Regions from separate parts of the Homo sapiens genome. Here region 1 is linked to region 2. The links are chromatin loops, found by intact Hi-C in ENCODE. Cell type or tissue: Caco-2. All regions are shown on one strand. Each heading gives the region's core, and the rest is flanking DNA. Links, peaks and the distances in the headings are about the cores only. Region 1 has its middle 16 kb from the start of LINC02982. Region 2 has its middle 31 kb from the start of TRIP13.

Region 1 (2,905 bases), core at 242-2,741, 57 kb before region 2:
GCTGAGTGGCCACAGCTTCTCATCCTGGCCAGCACAACACTTGCAGGGCGGGCACCCAGTGCGAGGGGCCTTTCCCCTCCCCGTTTCCAGCTCCCTCTACCCTCCCTCTACCTCTGCGACCACCTCCCCCAACATCTCTGCATCAGAGACACCATCCCAGTCCGCTAGGGGGCATCCCCGGCCCCTCCCCACAACACAGCCCCAGCCCAGGTCCCTCCTCCACACCCGGGCATCCTCGCCAGGTTACTGCCTCTCTCCATGGCACGGGCCGAGGGAGGCCTGGACCTCACTTGCAGCTGGGCCTGGAGCTGGGGAAAGGCCCTGGCACAGGAGTGCTGGGAAGCTGTGGAGAAAGGAATGGAGACCAATGCAGTGAAGGGGACGGGTGGGCTGAAGCAGGCCGGGGGCTCTGGACTGGTAGGGCTGATGCAGGCAGGGATCTTGGGATCTGTGCTTGGGGTGGGGCTGAGGCAGGCTGGGGTCTCTGGACAGGTGGACTGAGGCAGGCCGAGGTCTTGGGATCTGTGCTTGGGGTGGGGCTGAGGCAGGCTGGGGTCTCTGGACAGGTGGACTGAGGCAGGCCGAGGTCTTGGGGTCTCTGCTCGGGGTGGGGCTGAGGCAGGCAGGAGTCTCTGGACAGGTGGACTGAGGCAGGCCGAGGTCTTGGGGTCTCTGCTCGAGGTGGGGCTGAGGCAGGCAGGGGTCTCTGGACAGGTGGACTGAGGCAGGCCGGGGTCTTGGGGTCTCTGCTCGGGGTGGGGCTGAGGCAGGCAGGAGTCTCTGGACAGGTGGACTGAGGCAGGCCGAGGTCTTGGGGTCTCTGCTCGGGGTGGGGCTGAGGCAGGCAGGGGTCTCTGGACAGGTGGACTGAGGCAGGCCGGGGTCTTGGGGTCTCTGCTCGGGGTGGGGCTGAGGCAGGCAGGGGTCTCTGGACAGGTGGACTGAGGCAGGCCGGGGTCTTGGGGTCTCTGCTCGGGGTGGGGCTGAAGCAGGCTGGGGTCTCTGCTGGGGGGAATGCGATCTGGCGGTGGTAAGTGGTTTTGTTGTTGCCCTGGCCCATAAGCTTTCTCTGACCCCAGGCAAAAGGCTGCGCTGTGTGGCGCCCCTGGCTGGCCCTGGGAGAAGGAGCTCCGATAATGAGGGAGATCAAGAGGGCCCCAGATCCTGGCTGGGCCCTGGCGTCTGTTCCAGCTGCCTTCTTCCCACTCTGCCCCCTCATATGGAAATAATGTTGGACCTCATAAAAGATCCAGGTTCTTGTTTCAAATTATGAAACAAACATTCTCCTTGATTAATACCATGTCAAGCCACCAGTGAGGTTTTGAATTCCAACTTCAAGGGGAAGTTAAAATTAGTTCTAAACCATTGCATGTAAGTTTGTAATAAATTGGGGGCCATATTCTGCTGCCAATTAAAAGTAACTGTTGGATCCATTTCTTGGAATTTTTTGAATTTACGCTTATTTTATGCACTTCACAAAGTCTTAAGAGTTGTGAACAAAAGTATAAACTTCAAAAATAATTAATGCAATTTAATGACAATAAATAAACTTCAAAGTCCCGCCAAAACCAGCAGAACCTCATCAAAGCAAAAGAAACAAGCTTCTTTCCAGCTCAGAGGTGAAGCGCTGCAGATGGCCAGTGTTTCATCTCGAGGGGAGGGTTGGGAAAGGCTGTGGAATGAGGGGTGTGGCTGGTGCTTTGTCCTCTCCCCACAGTAACAAAACTCTGTCATATGGAGACGCTTTGTGTCCGGATGGAGTACTTAATGTTTTTAATTTTCTGAAAAGAGAAATGCCTCTTGGAGTAAGCAGACCTCAGACAATAATTTAGGAGTCCACATGGAGACACCTCCCAAAATGTAACAACCTAGTGTTTAGGTTTTTGTTTTAGTTCTGCTACTTTTAAAAGCAATCAGCTTCTGAATTTTTAGACGTTTCTGATAAGTGCAGCTCCAGGCTTTGCCGTGACAAATGTGCCTAAACAGAAACGGAAACCAGAACACTAAAAATATGTTGAAAAGATGAGTCTGATTTTGAGATATTTGTTAAAAAGCATAGAGATTGATTGTAAATGTTTAGAATCTGGAACGTTATGAGACCATGTCCTGTGTTTTGTGACTGGCTACTATTCTAGAAAACACGCAGAAATCATGGTCGTGATTTAGCGCACACATAAATTGGGCAGTGGGCCGCTGCTTTAGCGGTCTCTGGCACCCCAAATCGCCCAGCCTCAGAGGCCCCCGGGACGCCTCCCAGCCTCTTTCTCTGGCCACAGAGGGGACTGCCCAAGGCTCCCCCAGTGCCCTCCTTTCTCCGGCGGGAAGAACAATGCCCCTTTCTCTCGGCGCCCGCCAGGAAGTGTCTCCATGACATCCACACACAAAGTCAATTCCGCAAAAACCGAATCACCCGCCCACATGTTGTGTCTGTGTGGGGCTGAGCAGTTGTGGAGTTGCACTGCCAGGGACGTGAGGCTTTGATTAGCACTGTCCTCCCAGACCAAGTGTCTCAACGAGTGCTCCTTGGATGTAACCTGGACTGGTTTTTCTTCCCCCAAGTTCAGAAGGTGAATACTGAGCCCTGGGGCCCTCACAGAGTTGGCTTCTCTGTGCCAGCTGAGGAAATGGGAACTTGAGAAGTCTCAGGATGCCCAGGCCTCGTCCACACTCACACCACAATCCCTTGCCCAGGTTGGGTGGGAGGACCTGTGCGGTGAGCGAGGAGGCCCCACGGTGGCCAGGAGCTCTTGGCTGAGGCCCGAAATCTCTCCTCTTTATGGCCTCTGCCCTTGCCAGTGACCATTCACTCCACCAACATTTATTGAGCGCCCACTGTATACCAGGCACTGGGGTGGGAGTGAGGTCATCAGGAAGACAGTTCCTGCTGTAAATGATCAGGAAGCTC
Region 2 (2,905 bases), core at 227-2,726:
TAGTCATAAATAAAACTCAGCTGCTAGAAAGAATAGGGCTACCAGTCATAATTGATAACTCAGGTGAGAGAAAGATTGCTGGTCATAAATTGTAACCCAGGTGACAGAAAAGAAGGTGTCACTCACACATGATAATTCGGGTTATGAGGAAGGTTTCCAGCCACAGTGGTAACTCAGGTGCTAGGGAAAGAAGGTTTGGGCAATAATGACAACTCAGGTAATACAGAAAAACGATTACAGTCATAAATGACAGAGAAGGAAAGGCTTTTATTCATAAAGGATATCTAGGTGATAGAGATACAAAGTTTCAGTCATAAATGATAGCTCAGATGATAGAATGCTTCACTCAAAAATAATTCATGTAATACAGGGAGAAGCCTTCCATCATAAGCAACTCAGGTGAGACAGAAGGAAGTTTTCCTGTCATAAATGATAACTCAGGTAACAGAAAGAAGGTGCCAGTCATAAATGGTAATTCAGGTGATAAAGAAAAAGCGGTTTTGTAAGGCTGGGCACAGTAACTCACGTCTATAATCTCAGCACTTTGGGAGGCTGAGGCAGGAGGATTGCTTGAGGCCAGGAGTTCAAGACCAGCCTGGGCAATATAGCAAGACCCTGTCTCTACTAAAAATAAAAGGATAGCCAGTGTGGTGGCGCAGGCCCCTGGTCCAATCTATGCAGGAGGCTGAGGCTGGAGGATTGATTGAGCCCAGGAGGTGAAGGCCAAGCTGTGATGGCACCACTCACTCCAGCCTAGGTGACAGAACAACACCCTGTCTCAAAAACAAAACAAACAAAAAACACACAAAAAAAATCAAACAACCCCCCACTGCCACCCAAAACCCAAAAAGGCTTAGATAGAAATTTGGTGGTAGAGAAAAAGGTTTCCATTCATACATTTTTCCAGTCATATGTGATAATTCAGGTGATAAAAAGAAAGGCTGTAGTCATAAATCACAATTCAGATGATGGAGAAAGAAAAGTGTCCAGCCACAAGGAACTGAGGTGACTGAAAACGGTCTGAATCATGAATGACAACTAGATGATGGGGAAAGACATTTTCCAGTAATAATTCAGTTGATAGAGAATGAAAGGTTTTAGACATAAATGATACCAGGTGAGAGAGATGCGGGGTGGCCAGTCATAAATAAATGATAACTCAAGTGCTAGAGAGACAGACGCTGTAGTTGTAAATAAGTCCAGTAATACAGAGAAGCCTTCCATTACAGGTAACTCAGGCGAGAGAGAAGAAAGTTTTCCAGCCATATATGATAGCTCAGCTGATAAAGATAAAAGGAATTCACTCATAAATGATAACTAAATTGACAGATGAAGCTGCAAGTCATAAAGGATAATTTATGATTCTTGTAGGTATGACAAAGAAAAGATGTTTCAATCAAAACTAAATAGCTCAGGTGATGGACAAGGTTTTCAGTCACAAGTGATAGCTCAGGTGATAAAGGTTTTAGTAAAAAATGACCCAGAGGCAGTAAGAGAACGGTTTTAGTCATAAATGGTAACTCAGGGGAGAGAGAAAGAAGGCTTTCAGTCACAGATAACTCACATGAAAGACAAAGGTTTTGGTCACAAATCATAATTCACACGACAGACACTAGGACTCGGAGCTGAGGCTGCTGCAGAGTCAGCACAGGGTCAGGGCAGGGCCCAGGGCCGCTGGTGCTGGGGCCTTGGCTAAGCCGCTGGCTGTGCGTCTCTGGGGCAGCGCCGCCCTCTAGCGGGCAAGGGAAAGGGGTCCTGCGGCAGAAATGCCACAACGCGCTTCCTATCTGGGCCTGTCGGGGTCCACCTGTCTGTCCGCAGGCCCCTGTCTGTTCCTTCCTCCCCTCAGTCCACAGGCCTCCTCCTTCCACCTGGGTTCTAGGACCTGGGCGGTGTGGGGCGCCCCTCCTCTCCTGCTAGAGAGCCCTCAGACCCCTTTTTCATTCCCTTGGGGGGCACAGGGACGCCCTGTGCATCCCATTTGTCCTCTGGCTGGCATCACTGTCCTCACTCACAGGCAGCAGTGCCAGGGGCTGGGCATTGGCTGGGAGGGCCTGGGTGCAAGTTGGTTCCGGTCCTCAGGCCCATGCCTGGGGACCTGGGGGCTGGCCCTGCCTTAGAGCCCCCCAGCACCCCCTTCTCCTGCCCCTCCTCAGGGCACACCCATCTCCTTCTCAAGGGCAGCCGCTCTGGACTCCTTCTGGAACTGCCTGGACATCCCCAGGCCACTCTGGCAGGGCCTTCCTTAAGGACCATGACCTCAGCAGCTGTGTCCCTGAGGTCTGAGGACGTGACCTCATCCCTGACCAGTGACCACAGGGCACAGTGGGAAAGGTATGGATCACCCTGTGCATGTCATGGCAAATGGTGCAGATGGGGCCTTGACTGCAGTGGGAGGCGGAGGGGCCAGGAGGGAACAGGGCACAGGCGTGGCTCTAGATGGCAGCTCTTCTGAGGCCACGCTGAGGAACGGGTGCCCAGCAGTCGCCCACAGCCTTCCGTGACTGTCAGCATTGTTTACCAGGTATCTCTCTCTGTGGTCACAGGTATTTACCAACTATGAGGGCCACCTGCACACTTCTCTCCGTGGCAAAAGTAACCCGGCTGCCCAGCAGAAGCATCACCCTCGGGGCCTCAGGTCTGTTGGAACCAGCACTGCCCCCCCGCCTCTGCACCGCCTGCCAAATCCCTATGCCCCAGACCTGTCCAGTCTTCTGACCCTCTGCAGTGAGGATGGCACAGGAACAAGCCCAGTAGCTGACCTGGACCAGGGGAGATGTCCTAGAGCCTCTGGAGTATCACACAGAAACCCTCGCCCTGGTCCTGGAGTGTTGGTTTGGAGTCCCCCTCTGCCAGCACGTGGACACGAAGTCTCTGAGTGTCAACCATCCTGAAAGTGCATGGG

What was found. Hi-C counts contacts between places; a loop is a spot of excess contacts. Peaks named below come from ENCODE experiments on the same cell type or tissue, not always from the same donor. Only the 100,000 strongest peaks of a DNase experiment are listed, where the experiment ranks them.
Region 1: it touches region 2 in a loop (8-fold over the local background); 7 of 110 quality-filtered maps call a loop at or near these places.

Annotation. Positions count from the first base shown.
Region 1 is chr5:979,912-982,816 of GRCh38, reverse strand. No RefSeq gene overlaps it. Among named protein-coding and RNA genes, the nearest start is that of LINC02982, 16 kb to the left of the region's middle. In Caco-2, for the core only: no CTCF peak of the experiment used is centred there; a DNase peak (open chromatin) is centred at 1,663.
Region 2 is chr5:922,417-925,321 of GRCh38, reverse strand. No RefSeq gene overlaps it. Among named protein-coding and RNA genes, the nearest start is that of TRIP13, 31 kb to the right of the region's middle. In Caco-2, for the core only: a CTCF peak has its summit at 1,733 (motif pointing left); a DNase peak (open chromatin) is centred at 1,691.